Regions from separate parts of the Homo sapiens genome. Here regions 1 and 3 are each linked to region 2. The links are chromatin contacts, found by Hi-C or POLR2A ChIA-PET in ENCODE. All regions are on one chromosome and are shown on one strand. Each heading gives the region's core, a stretch centred on a gene start or an enhancer-like site at or near the end of the contact. The rest is flanking DNA. Distances are from core to core; before and after follow the strand shown.

Region 1 (4,796 bases), core at 1,742-4,241, 110 kb after region 2:
TTAATTGAGTGAAGCACACTGTTATTTGGAAAAAGACAACGATAATTCACACACAGAATGCTCCTTGCTGGTGGGTGAAGGCCAGATTGCTGCAGTTGGACTTAGAACTCCACTTTCACATAGAACTTTGCTGACAGTAACTAATTAATGCCCACAAGGCTGCAGTGAAGCAAGGTAAAAAAAAATCCATCAGGTGCAGGAGTTAGTCATCCTCCTGACTGGTTTTATTTCTGTGTGTCCAATGATTCTCAGAATGACTGCTTTTCAGGCTACCAGCCATTTGAAAGGCAGTTGACTCACTGAGTTAAAAACTATTTAATGAGTGTCTACTTTGTGTCAAGCAGTATTGCTTGTGAGGAACAGGAAAGTGACAGAGACAGACATGACCTCTGCCACAGTACAAATTAGTAAGCAGTGTGCAAAGACATCTGTGGCTCAACCACTTTTGGGTGGTAGTGGTTAGGAACATACACTTTGGAGCCAGAGAGCCTGGGTTCAAATCCCTGCTTCACCACTTACTAGCTGTGTAACCTTGGGCAAGTTACTTAACATTCTGTGCCTTAGTTTATTAGACTGTAAAATGAGGGTAATTACATTAACTTCCTCATGTGATTAAATGAGTTAAGATATGTGAAATGCTTAGAATAGTGTGTGGCACAGCAAGTACCGTAAAAATGTTTCTATTATTATCATCATTACAGAGACCTTTGACAATGATCAGTTTCATATTCAATGTTTATGGAAGAGTTTTGCTAAGGCATAAACTGGAGTTCCCTGCAAGGTCCATGGCAGTGAAACATGCTCACATCCATACCTCACAGCTCTGTTATTTTCTATTTGGCATGGACTCACAAATGATACTTGTGAATCTGGGGATTTATAAAAGACTCTAGATAAATTCCTCTGAAATGTCAAGGAGATGCTGGTCACTGACTTCTCTGTGAGTAGAAGAGCAGGCCAGTGTCTATCCCAACCTTAGTACAGAGCAGAAATAAATCTGCATCTGATAAGCCTTTTTTTTTGTACTCCTGGCAACTAGCATATGATAGATGGCCAATAAACTTATTCATTTACCATAACTGAAAAGGGGGCTGAGTTGCCAAAGTCACAGAGGTTGGGTGGAGCCAGAATTTGAACCACATCTCCAACTCTATTGCCTATCATTCTTAAAATACCCCATGCAGTCTCTCAAGAGGACATCTTCATGTATTTACATAAAAGATGGTGACATGTGTTAGTATTGCCTGAATTCATATAGTTTTACGAGAAAAAGATACAGAACTATGTAGTTTTAAAATAACATTATCAAGTTAAAAAAAAAAGTTGTTTGGAAGAAGATGTTTGGTAACAGAGTTCTTTAAGATCTCTGTAATTAAGACCTAGATGGGAAGTAAAGGGGCAGCAATCCTCCCTGACCTCATTTTCATACTCTTCATCATCACTTCTACTGTATCTCAATCAGTGATAAAATTACAGGCTTATTTTTTAAGTGCTGTGATTATCAGTTATACTGTAATTATCTGTTTATCTGTCCACATCCTATTAGGCTCTAAGCTCTTCAACGGCAGAACCTCTGGTGTTCCCATTTTATCGCTAGAGTGTCTGGATCTGTGCCTGACCAATTATTGATTGCTCATTGAAACTAAGAGTGAATGAATGAATAATGAGTGGATCAATGAATGAATGACTTTCTAGAGTTTCATATCAATGGGCTCTCAAATCTGGTTGCATCTTAAAATCACCTAACAGCTTTAAAATCAGGTTTTTGGGATCCAATCCTAGAAATTCTAATTCAATAGATGCTAGGAAATATCTTTTTGAAAAGATCGTTAGGTAATTCTGGGAAACAGCCTGCTTTGGGAACCACTGCTATATATATCAATTAAGTTTTGGACTCTTACTAAAATCCCCTGCCACCCTTTAATTTTTATCACCCAGACGGTATCCATACACTGTATTACAGAGACAGAGCCTAGACTAGGATGATGGTCTCAAGGACAAGTTATTTTTTATTCCAACAAATTCTGCAGCAATTCCCTGTTTCCTCTAATTCCACCAGCTGGGGGGAGGGGATGCGCAGGTGGGGCGGGGGGCGGGGAGGCAATCATATTTTTTCAAACATCTCTCAAGCTGAAATAAAACCTCGTATCAAGATAGAGATCAGTTCTCATATTTTTCAAACACTGTGTGACATGGTACACATCACACATAACAAGCATACATTAATCCATCCTGCACCTGATGGATTTTTTACCGGTAAGCTCTTTTTTGGGGGATGCTGTTGCAGAAATATTACTATCAGTAGAGGAGATCCATAACACCATTACTACCAGGAGTCAACAGTGGCCAAGTCTATAAAGCTCTGTGAGAACAAGGAACGTATCTGTCTTGCTCCTTGTAATCCCTAGTAGCTGTTCTTGGGACACAGAAAGGAATTTAGTAACTCCCTGTTTCATCATATTGAACTGGGGCAGTATGGAACACTGCTGACAGGCTGCTGCTGCTGCTGCTGCCAAATCAAATGTTTGGCCAAGGACAATTCCATACATTCCTTGGAAGGAGGCAAGATGGGTGATAGGAAGAACCTGAACACTGGTTGAGAAACGTGGGCTCTGGCTCTATTATCATCAATCCTAAACTGAGCTGCTTCCTATTATATTCGTTTCATTACCTAGACTACAGGACCTCAAGCTTTCTTCAAGTAAATACGGTATCTATGGGAGGCAGAGTCTAAGATGCCCCCAAAGATCCTGGTACACCTGATACTCACACCCTTATGTAGTGCCCTTTCCCGATGAACCAGGGTTGTGTGTGTGACCAACAGAATAAAGCAAAAGGGATGGTATGTCGCTTCTGGGATTAGGTGATAACAGATGTTGTGGCTTCTATCTTGGTCAGCTGGCATGTTTCTGTCTGTGTTTCTAGGACCACTAGCTCTGGGGGAAGCCAGCTGCTATGCTGCAAACAGTCCTAGGGAGAGGACAATGTGGCAGGAAATAGGCCACCTGCCAACAGCCACCTGAATGAGCTCAGAAGCAGATCTTCTGGCCTGCTCAGCTTCAGATGAATGCAGCCTCATGAAAGACCCTGAGACAAAACCACCCAGGTAGGCCTTGCTGGGACTTCTGACCCTCAGAAAACGTGTGTGACAGTAAATGTTTCTGCATTTTAAGGTGGCAAATTTGGGGGTAATTTGTTAACAATAGATAAAAGCCTTAGAAATTAACAAGGTCAGTGGGGCTGGAAGAAGAGGTTCTTACAAGACAACTCTACTTCCCCTTGCTAGCCTTCCTTTTGGTTACCACACATAATTAAGGCACCAATTACAAGCACGGCCTAATAAAATATAAACCCTCCCCCTCGATTTAACTGGAACTGGGAAGAGAAGTGAAAAGGCTTATTATCTAAAGTATAGAATTTGGTTAGGAAAACAATACAACACTTTTGTTACTAGCCTGAGACAAGGGATCTAACATTTACTAAGAGCCTACTACGTAGCTGGCTTTTCAAAGACTCACTAAGGAAATATCCCTATTTTCTAGACGAGGAAACTAAAGTTCAGAGATCTTAAGTAGTTAACTCTAGGTTTATATGGCTTAGGGTAGGCAACTGTTCTGTTTTTCTTGGGGGATTTTCCGGGATGTAAGGCTTTCAGTGCTAAAATCAAAAAATTTTCGGGCACACTGGGAAGACTTAATCACATTACTTACTGTTAAGTAGCTCACAAAGTTAAGTTACTTAAATTTGTAGTTGGTCCAAAACTTGTGCTCTTTACAATTATCACAAGTTGATTTTTTTGTTGATGTTGTTAATTTGGAGACAGGGTCTCGCTCTGTTCCCAGGCTGGTCTGGTTTTCAACTCCAGGGCTCAAGCAATCTGCCTGCCTTGGCCTCCCAAAGTGCTAGGATTACGGGAGTGAGCCACTGCACCCAGCCAATCACACAGTTGATTTTTAAAAGTACATCTTAAAGCTATTATTTGGCAGCTTATGATCTGCAACAAATTTCGAACTGTTACCTACTAAAAAGAAAACCACAAACCCCTCCAGACTTTATCTCACAATACACACAGAAAAGACCGTTGGTTTTTTCTGTGAAAGGGTAAATAATTGCTATTCATATGATACATACTAGCATGGAAATTTTTCAGCTTAAAGGATTCTGCAAATTTCTGTTCCAAAATAGCAACTGAGTCCACAAACGACACTGGTAACTCCCCTCTGTACCTCAACAGACTCTCCAGTGTGGCTAAATGAGCTGACAGGTGACTGGGTGGGCTCTTCACAGAACTTCACATCAAGTCTGGTGCTCTGGCAGGAGAGGTAGGCAGTTACACAATTTTCTCTTCCACAAAAGCCTAGAGACAGCCAACTGACACCACTGGAAACTTCAACATAAACAGCGCTCCTGTGGCTGTCCTACCTGGTAGGTAAGCAAGGCAGTGTTGCCAAAACAGCTCTTTTTAAAAAAAGACCCATGTAATAACCACTGGGGTAGCTATAATCATAAAAACAGAAAATAACAAATACTGGCCAAGTAGATGGAGAAAGTGAAATACTCAGGCGCTTGCTGTTGGCGGGACTGTCAAATGGTACATCTGCTGTGGAAAATAGTTTGGCAAGTCTTCAAAAAGTGAAACACAGAATTACCATATGACCCAGCAATTCCACTCCTAGGTATATACCCAAAGAAATGAAAACACACATTCACTCTAAAACCTGTACACAAATATTCATAGTAACATTATTTATAACAGTCAAAAAGTAAAAACAACCCAAAAGTCGATCAACTGATTA
Region 2 (4,983 bases), core at 1,781-4,280:
AGCTGTGTCTAGGCAGCAGGCAAGGTGAACCACTTGGGCAGTTACAAGTACAGTATTTAATATTTATCACATTACATTTTCTTTTTCTTTTTTTCTTTTTTTGATATGGAGTCTCATTCTGTCACCCAGGCTGGAGTGCAGTGGCTCGATCTCGGCTCACTGCAACCTCTGCCTCCTGGGTTCAAGCGATTCTCCTGCCTCAGCCTCCTGAGTAGCTAGGATTACAGGCTCACGCCACCACGCCTGGCTAATTTTTGTATTTTTAGTAGAGATGGCTTTTCACCATTTCGGTCAGGCTGGTCTTGAACTCCTGACCTCGTTATCTGCGCACCTTGGCCTCCCAAAGTGCTGGGATTACAGGCGTGAGCCACTGCACCCAGCCTCACGTTACATTTTCATAGCTAGCAGGGTAATGGTGGAGTTATTGGCACTCAGGTCACATTCTAGGGAATGTTTATTGGGCAATCTCAATGGCACCGCAAGCTAAATGACTTCCAGTGTTTCTCGTCTTTGTGCTTTCTTCATTGCAACCTTTGCCCAAGACATCTGTTTCTTCTGGATCACCCTTGTACAGCCACTGATGGAATGATCTTCTGAAAGTGAATCTTCAGTAGACACATTGGCCACACCATCTTTGCCAGCCATCACATTGCCCAGGTCTCCGACATGCCTCTCTTGATCCTTTGGGCCACCGTGTTTTTTGGTTAGAGGATTAAAGTGCAGATCAGCCTTGTTTATTAGCTCCAAACTGATGGACGTGGAATCTATGCTGAACTTTAGTCAATCCTATAATGCGTCCCGATACCACAGCTCGCCCATTTTCCTTCTGTTTAAAGTGGATGGTGCCAGCACGAGGCCTTAGGCCTCCAACATGCACACGGCCCTTGTTGTCATGGCTTTTGTGGGGTATGCTCTGGTCCAGGCTCTGAAGGCTGTGACGGAATTTTGGCTTAACTTAAAAAAAATACTTTATTTATTTATTTATTTATTTAGAGATGGACTTTCACTCTGTTGCCCAGGCTGGAGTGCAGTGGTGTGATCTCAGCTCACTGCAACCTCTGCCTCCTGGGTTCAAGCCATTCTCCTGCCTCAGCTTCCCAAGTAGCTGGGATTACAGGCACCCCCCCTACCACGTCTGGCTAATTTTTTTGTATTTTTAGTAGAGACAATGTTTCACCATGTTGGTCAGGCTGGTTTCAAACTCCTGACCTCAAGTGATTTGCCCACCTTGGCCTCCCAAAGTGCTAGGATTACAGGTGTGAGCCACCGTACCTGGCTAAAAATCAACTTTAAATTATAAAATAATGTAAGCAATTTACAGAAAGTTTGGGAAAGAGAGAAAGAGAAGGAAGGAAGGAAGGAAGGAAAAGAAGGGAAGGAGGGAAGGAATGAGGGAGGGAGAGAGGGAGCGAGGGAAGGATGGAAGAAAGGAAGGGAGGAAGGTTTGTTACATGGGTATATCACGTGATGCTGAAGTCTGGGATACTAAAGGAAGGAAGGAGGGAGGGAAGGAAGGAAGGGAAGGAAGGAAGAAAGGAAGGAAGGAAAGAAAGAAGGAGGGAAAGAAGCAGAGATGGAGGGAAGGAAGAAAGGAGGGAAGGAAGGAAGGAAGGCAGGCAGGAAGGAAGGAAGCCATACACCTTCCATACATTCATATCATCTATGATCCTATTCACATTCGAGGAGAGTTCACTGGGAAGGGTCTTTAAAAGTAAGGCCCCTGGGATATAAGAGGCATGGCAGGTATATCTTATAGGGTAAGAGGGAATAAAACTAGGAGAGAGACATCCTGGAACAGGTCTGCATTGGAAGACGGGAGGAGGAGAGAGAAGTGTAGGAAGGTTGTGATAAGAGGAAAAGAGAGACTGGGGAGGCAGATGAGAGATTGTTAAGGGCACCATTCCCTAAATTAGCCAAACACAGTCATGTCTGGGTGATCCTGGAAGGAATTATTTGAAGAAACATCTGTCATCTAAGTGCCTAATGGCCAGATATGATCTTTCATTTTCAAGGACCAGGGACACTTTCTGGGGAAGATGAGGACTAACCACAATTCATAAGTGGGCAACAGAAATGCTGATTTATGAACTTCCAGTGGAAAACGTAACTCTCAGGTTAAGGCATCATTAGATATCATGCTGCGGTCAATGCCTTCGAAGTCACATCTTAAGCAGAATAATTATTTGTTGGCCTCCTGCAAGAATCCACCCTATACAGGGACCAAAAGTTTTCATAAGTTGCAAATCTCTCCCAATAGATGAAATTAAAATAGAGTTTGAAAGCTCCTCAGTAAATGTAGTATCAGAACACAGAGTTAGAATGTATTGAACATCTATGATGTGGCTAGGCATGGTGGCTCACGTCTGTAATCTCAGCACTTTGGAAGGCTGAGGTGGGTGGATCACCTGAGGTACGGAGTTCAAGACCAGCCTGGCCAACTTAGTGAAACCCCATCTTTACTAAAAATACAAAAATTAACTGGGTGTGGTGGAGCACCCCTATAATCCTAGCTACTCGGGAGTCTGAGGCACGAGAATTGCTTGAACCAGGGAGGCAGAGGTTGCAGTGAGTGGAGATCACACCATTGCACTCCAGCCTGGGCGACAAAGTGAGACTCTGACTCAAAAAAATAAAATAAAATAAAATAAAAAATAATAAAATAATAATATATTGAACATCTACAATGTGTCAGGCATTGTAGAAACTAATTATAATGTGGTAAAAGATGGACAAAGTCAAGTACTTGCAATCTAACCGAAGACAATAAAATAGATGAATAAATAAGACTATTTCAAATTTTCAAATAGACATGACTTCTATAAAAACAGAATGTTGAATAGGACGAGGAGAGAGTCAGAGAAATTGTGTGTATGCTTGTGTGTGTTTTGCGCGCACCTGTGTTATTTCTTTCAATTGGGTGATCAATGAAGGCTTCTTTAAGGAGGTGAAATTTGAGTTAAGACCTGAAGAATCAAAAAGATCCAGAAAAAGGTCTGATGGGTGTGGCAGGAAGCATTCAAAGTACTGGGCAGTGCGGAAGCAGAGGCAGATGGAAGTGAGAGTTTGAGAGGAACTGAGAGAAGGCCTGTGGGTTGGAGGGTAAGAATGCAGGGGAGAGGGAGACTACAGTTAAATGTTTAACGGAAGGCATTCAGCACGACATTAGACTCTTTCAGTTCAAATCCCCACCCAACCACAAACTAGTTGTGTGACCTTGGACAAGCTAGTTAACTTCTTTATGGATCGATTGCTTCATCTGTAAAGGGGTGAAATCAGAGGTAACTACTTCATGGAGCTCCTCTGAAGATGACGTGAGATAGTCTAAGTTAAAGTGCGGAGCTTAGGCATATGGTTGGTCCTGAATAAGCATTAGATGTTGGCATTAATGTGTCCATCTCCACAACAGACTCTTGTCCACTGAGTAGGATTCCCTCCCCGCAGAAACGTACTTGGATGGGTGCTGCCAGTTTAGCGTCTTCGACTACTTAGTCAAACTTGAGACGTGTCAGAGGTCTGCAAACTATAGCTCCCTGGGCAATTCTGTAAACCTTCAAGTTAAGAAAAATGATTACATATGTAAAGGGTTGGAAAAAATCAAAATAAGAATACATGTATTTTCTGCTTTTATTTAAGGTGCAGGGTGTACATGTGCAGGTTTGTTATGTGGGTATATCACGTGATGCTGAAGTTTGGGATACAAATGGTCCCATCACCCAGGTAGTGAGCATAGCACCCAATAGGTAGTTATTCACCCCATGCCCCCCTCCCTCCCCCTTTCTTCTAATAGTCCCCATTGTCTATTGTTCCCATCTTTGAATATGTGTACCTATAAGTGAGAACATGTGGTATTTGGTTTTCTGTTCCTGCATTAATTTGCTTAGGATAATGGTCTCCAGCTACATTCACGTTGCTGCAAAGGACACAGTTTCATTCTTTTTATGGCTGTGTAATATTCCGTGGTGTATATGTATCACACAAAATCAGAATATTTTGTGTGTGTGACACAAGAAAAATTTATGGAACTCAAACTTCAGTGTCTATAAAGTTTTATCAGAACACAGCCACAGCCTTCACTTATGTCTGTGTATGGCTTCTTTCTTGCTCCAACAGCAGAGGTGGGAAGTTTCAGCAAAGATCTCATGACCGACAAAACCTAACGTATTTACCATCCGACGCTTTACAGAGAAAGTTTGCCATCGTAGTTAGGAGGACAGGTTTTTGGAGACAATGGAGTTACCTGGAGCCTGAATTTTCTTCTAAGAAAATGAGTGTAATAACAACGCCCTCAACAGGTTGCTATGCGAATTAAGAACATTTGTCCCGGCCGGGCGCGGTGGCTCACGCCTGTAATCCTAGCACTTTGGAAGGCTGAGGCGGGCGGATCATGAGGTCAGGAGATTGAGACCATCCTGGCTAACACGATGAAACCCTGTCTCTACTAAAAATACAAAAAATTAGCTGGGTGTGGTGGCGGGCACCTGTAGTCCCAGCTACTTGGGAGGCTGAGGCAGGAGAATGGCATGAACCTGGGAGGCGGAGCTTGCAGTGAGCAGAGATCGTACCACTGCACTCCAGCCTGGGCGACAGAGAGACTCCATCTCAAAAAAAACAAAACAAAACAAAACAAAAAAAGAACATTTGTCCCACAATCTGAATTCAACAAATAGTACCCATTGTTTTGTTGTTGTTGTTGTTGCTGTTTGTGTGTTTTTTGAGACAGTCTCTGTTGCCCAGGCTGGCCTGCAGTGCTGTGATCTCAGCTCACTGCAACCTCCACCTCCCCGGTTCAAGCTCAAGTGATTCTCCTGCCTCAGCCTCCTAAGTAGCTGGTATTACAGGCGTGTGCTAACACCCAGCTAACTTTTGTATTTTTAGTAGAGACAGGGTTTTGCCACGTTGGCCAGGCTGGTCTCAAACTCTTGGCCTCAAGTGATTTGCCTGCCTTGGCCTCTCAATGTGCTTGGATTACAGGTGTGAGCCCTC
Region 3 (4,566 bases), core at 87-2,586, 83 kb after region 2:
CTGCAACCTCCACTTCCTGGGCTCAAGCCATCCTCCTACCTCAGCCTCCCAAGTAGCTGAGACTACAGGTGCACGCTGTCATGCCCGGCTAATTTTTATATTTTTGTTGTAAAGATGGGGTTTCACCATGTTGCGCAGGCTGGTCTTAAACTCCTGAGCTCCAGTGATCTGCTTGCCTTGGCCACCCAAAGTGCTGGGATTCCAGGTGTGAGCCCCTGCACCCAGCCAGGAGTGAATCATTTTTAACGGTGAGTTGACTTTTCCCATCTAATAACACATTTAACCACAAACAACTTGTAACCTTTAGCATAATAACCATTTCCATGGCACTTTCTGGAATGCTACTGAAACATCTCAGGAAACAAGGTCACTGGAAACACTTAAAGAAAAAGGAGGAAAACATCATCTTGGGTGGCCCTTATCAGCCATTAACATCAGCATCCCAAGATGTCAGAGCAACAAGATAACCCCTTTCCAAAGAAGACTGGCTGCTTCTGGTGATAAGAGCTTGATGAAGCTGCATGTTTACTACCTCCTATGCAGAAATGGGGTAAAAAGTAATGAAAAATAGACTATCCATACTCAAGTTCAACTACATCACAGGACCTAAGGTGCTTTTCTAAGCAAAATCTCCAAGAATACGTAGGGTTGACCCTCTTCATAGCTTTGTTTCTGTGTGAGTCCTCAACTGTGTATTTTTTAGATCTGGTACAAGCTCGTATTTTTAATGAGAAAACAGGGAATGAGAAGTGATAAGGATGGCCCAGGTCTTGGTACCACTGGGATTAGCACAAAGGAATCCTGACTCTCAGTCCAAATGCACCTCAAACAGCAGTTCCAAGCATCTTTGCCCTTCTTCATCTGTTTTTGAATTCTTAGTAAGAACATGGTAGGGATACTCTGTCCATGAAGAATTCTGTGGAAAAGCAGACCTTTAACTGCATCTTTTTCTTCCGCAGATGTTTGGTTTAAAATTAACCATGAACTACTCAAAATTGAAAGTACCTATTTCCTCTAGGGTTTAGTTGGCCAATTTTCGCAGTGCTATTAGGGAGTGCCAGGTCAAAGCATGTGGTTTTTACATTTCAAATCTTTCATGTCCAGAGCATAAGGATGCCCATTAAGATAATTTCACACCCATGACCTCCACAGGTGTTTTTTTTTTTTCCTTCTCCTTGTGAACAGGAATACCCCTGGGTTATAGCTGAACGTAACACTCTTGGCTAAGTTAAAAAAGACAGGTTCTGTACACTTGAGAAGTCTTTAAAACAAAACACAAAGAAACAGCCTGTCCTCAATCCAAACTGAAACAGGTATGTCTGGCATTTTCCCTGAATCCTCAAGCCCTGCCCTCTTATGCTAGCAGTTCTCCCTGTTCAGGCCTCCCAGAACTTTCCCTCTGTAGAAAGCAGATGGTAAGAGTGCAATAAGCATTAGATTAGTTAGCCCAATACCTGACATAAGGTAGGCACTATCTGTCTTTGCTATGATCTTAGGCAAATGTTAAGTACTTTTGCTTCCAACTAGGGCTAAGGTGGTGCTGGATGTCCCAGCCAAAGTATAATTTGTGTCATTTAAAGGAAGGTCTCCAGCCTACCCACTGACGCCTGCTTTGCAGAGTTAAGTCCACTTTAGTTGAGGATCTGTAGAGTGATGTGCTCCTAGCTACACCAGCTGCAGAGCCAAGCTCTCCAGGTGTTGCAGGGGCAAGTTTAGAGGAGTGAGGCCTGGCTCTGGACAAGCCAGAAGGCTTCCTCTCTGTAGAAAGTATTCCCTTCCCCTCCCCTGGGTGTGGGTGAGGAATGAAGGATGTTTGAGCTGCATCCTTCTCTCCATTCTCCCTACCGTGAGGCATTCTCTCAGGGCAGTGTCAGATACACTAGGGACAACTAACTGTTTCCTTTCAGGCCCTGAGAGAAGTTTCTTTCTCAGCAAGGAATTTTAGTTGTAAGGAAACTAAGAGTGAAAAGTATTCTAGGCAATGATCAGGCATTTCTTGTAAGTACTAATTTCACCAGATGTTTCAACTGCTCTATACCTCTGCTAAATGGGAAAAAGAACAGCAAATAGCCTTTTCAAAGTATTTTGGTAAACAAAGTTATTTTTCAAATAAAATTCAATAATCAATTGCCAGGTTGCTTAAGTGTTTTTCCAAATCCTATTTTCCCACAATAACGTATCTATTTTAGGAAAGCCTGAAGGGAAAGAAAAACAACCAGTTTAGAATATTATGTTTCCAAAGCAACTGCTCTGTGGTTCCATCAGATGGCCTTCAAACCCAGAGCCTGGGGAGATGCTTTCACAGCCCACAATTACAGAGGTTAGAAAGCACAAACAAAGCATTCAGTCACCAAATGCTCAACTTCTTTCATCTTTCCAATAAAAAAGCATCACAAATTTTCAAAACAAATTCAAAGGAAAAAAAACTGACTTCTGGTTCTAGCAACGTGGCAAACTGAACAAAAGCAGAACCAACTCTCTCACTATAAACACAGGTAGGAAAGTGGTATAAAACACAGCAAAAACTCCAACACAATCAATTCTTACCTATAATGCGAGGGAGGTCCCCACAACAAATTATTCTTTAGAAAAAGAGAAATCAGCTTAAATTCAACTCCTTCCAAAATCTTTATGTGGAAAAGGCATGTTTACCTGAGATGACCCCCAACAATACTAGTTTGGGATGCTTACACAGAACACTAGGCAAACCTTTACTTCTGTTTTAGGAGGTAAAGAAATTTAACACAGACAATAATTATCCCAGAGGCATTACCTCACAGATATATCTGTAAGCAAGCTTTTAATAGAATACTTAAAAAGGCAACACAGCAAATGGTTAAATTTGGAGATCACTGTCATCTAATCTATATCACTGGGGGGGACAATACTTCCATGTTATGGAATAAAAAAAGAGCAAGCAGTGAACTTTCAGAAGTAAAAGATACATAGCCATTTAAACTAAAAACACAATAGATGGATGAAACAGATTAAAAACAAATGAAGGAAGTAGGAGTGAATGGAAGAATGCAAAATTTTCAAAGTGCCTAGAAAGAAAAAAAGATTACCCTACAAATGAGCAAAAGTGGGACCACAGCAGACTTCTCTGGAATAAATCTTCAAAGTGCTGAGGAAAAATAACTGTTAATCTAGAATTCTATGCCTTGATAAAATATTATTCAAGTGTAAAGGCAAATAACATGACACTCAGACTAAGATATTGCCCTTCATAGAAAGAACTACTTACGAAAAAAATTGAATCAAAAAGGAAAGAATAAATTTCACAGAGCAAAGAAAATCAGTAAACACTGATGGCAATAATGGTGATTATTTAGGACCTTAAAAAAAAAAAAAAGTGAGGCCAGATGTGGTGGCTCACGCCTGTAATCCTAGTGCTTTGGGAGGCCAGGGTGGGAGGACTGCCAGAGCCCAGGAATTTGAGACCAGCTTGGGCAACAAAGTGAGACTCCATCTCTACAAAAAATAAAAATATTAGCTGGGCACAGTGGCATGCTCCTGCAGTCCCAGCTGCCTGGGAGGCTGAGGCAGGAAGATCACTTGTGCCCAGGAGTTTGAGGTTACAATGAGCTATGACCATGTCACTGCACTTCAGCCTGGGCAACAGAGCAAGACCATCTTTTTTTTTTTTTAAAAAAAAAGGTAGAAATAACTCCTGACAACAGTAACATGAAAGATGAGGGGTCACAGCTAGAATCCTCTAAGGTCCCTGGTATTGTTTAGGAGAATAGAAATACTGACTCAACTGAAACTGTCGTAAGTTAAAAATGCATGGTAAACATCTATGGGTAACCACTCAACAGAATGAATAACTTTTGAATAAGTACAATAAAAAATAATGGTTACAAAAATTCTACAAAGCAGTAAAGGAGAAAAGAAGGCCAAAGAAAACATATATACACAAAAAAGGTGACAGAAAGTACAGGCATACCTCATCTTTGCTTTATTGCACTTTGTATATATTACAGGTTTTCTTAACTGAGGTCTGTGGCAACTCTGCATTAAGCAACTCTATTGGTACCATTTTTACAACAGCACGTGTTCACTATGTGTTACTGTGTCACATTTTTGTAATTCTCACAATTATAAAATATTTCTCAAAATATTTCAAATTTTTTCACTATTATTATATCTGTTGTGGCGATCTGTGTGTGGTTACTGAACTTTGATGTTACCATTGTAATTGTTTTGAGGTGCCATGAACCACACCTATATAAGACAGCAAACTCAACAAATATTGTCTGTATTTTAGCTGCTCCACAGACTTGCTGTTCCCCCTAACCATCTCTTTCTTCTCTGGCCTCCTTATTTCCTGAGATACAACAATATTGAAATTGGGTTAATAATCCTACAATGGCCTCTAAGTGCTGAAGTGAAAGGAAGAGTAGCATGTCTCTCACTTTACATCAAAAGCTAGAAATGATTAAGCTTAGTGAGGAAGGCAGGTGGAAAGCTGAGACAGGACGAAAGCTGGGCCTCTCGTACCAGGTTAGCCACGTTGTGAATGCAAAGGAAAAGTTACTGAAGGAAATTAAAAGTGCTACTCGTATG

The links. A loop is a pair of places that touch in the nucleus more often than their neighbours do. ChIA-PET counts read pairs that join two places held with the same protein, here RNA polymerase II (POLR2A). Pooled maps may share reads with other maps.
Region 1: a loop to region 2 is called in a pooled map, with 2.7 times the contacts of the local background. The contact joins two enhancer-like sites. A Hi-C loop is called at or near these places in 3 of 168 maps with a recorded cell type or tissue (CD4-positive, alpha-beta memory T cell, CD8-positive, alpha-beta T cell and naive thymus-derived CD4-positive, alpha-beta T cell) and 8 of 50 pooled maps. POLR2A ChIA-PET finds 5 or more read pairs at or near these places in 9 of 52 experiments (AG04450, CD4-positive, alpha-beta T cell, MCF 10A and 5 more).
Region 3: a loop to region 2 is called in a map with no recorded cell type, with 5 times the contacts of the local background. The contact joins two enhancer-like sites. A Hi-C loop is called at or near these places in 6 of 168 maps with a recorded cell type or tissue (CD4-positive, alpha-beta memory T cell, CD8-positive, alpha-beta T cell, Jurkat and 3 more), 9 of 37 single-sample maps with no recorded cell type and 10 of 50 pooled maps. POLR2A ChIA-PET finds 5 or more read pairs at or near these places in 6 of 52 experiments (AG04450, CD4-positive, alpha-beta T cell, GM12878 and 3 more).

What each region holds. Positions count from the first base shown.
Region 1 is chr6:53,306,805-53,311,600 of GRCh38, forward strand. All of the region lies in intron 1 of ELOVL5 (ELOVL fatty acid elongase 5), which reads right to left. Among named protein-coding and RNA genes, the nearest start is that of MIR5685, 32 kb to the left of the region's middle. RefSeq lists enhancers at 3,067-3,176, 3,267-3,316. Within about 2 kb of position 2,992, at least 8 of the 41 ENCODE cell types and tissues checked have a DNase peak (open chromatin) inside an H3K27ac peak, as active enhancers do.
Region 2 is chr6:53,196,266-53,201,248 of GRCh38, forward strand. It overlaps the pseudogene SOD1P1. Among named protein-coding and RNA genes, the nearest start is that of GCM1, 50 kb to the left of the region's middle. Within about 2 kb of position 3,031, at least 3 of the 41 ENCODE cell types and tissues checked have a DNase peak (open chromatin) inside an H3K27ac peak, as active enhancers do.
Region 3 is chr6:53,280,668-53,285,233 of GRCh38, forward strand. The region is part of intron 3 of ELOVL5 (ELOVL fatty acid elongase 5); the gene reads right to left. Among named protein-coding and RNA genes, the nearest start is that of MIR5685, 6.0 kb to the left of the region's middle. RefSeq lists an enhancer at 2,422-2,591. Within about 2 kb of position 1,337, at least 3 of the 41 ENCODE cell types and tissues checked have a DNase peak (open chromatin) inside an H3K27ac peak, as active enhancers do.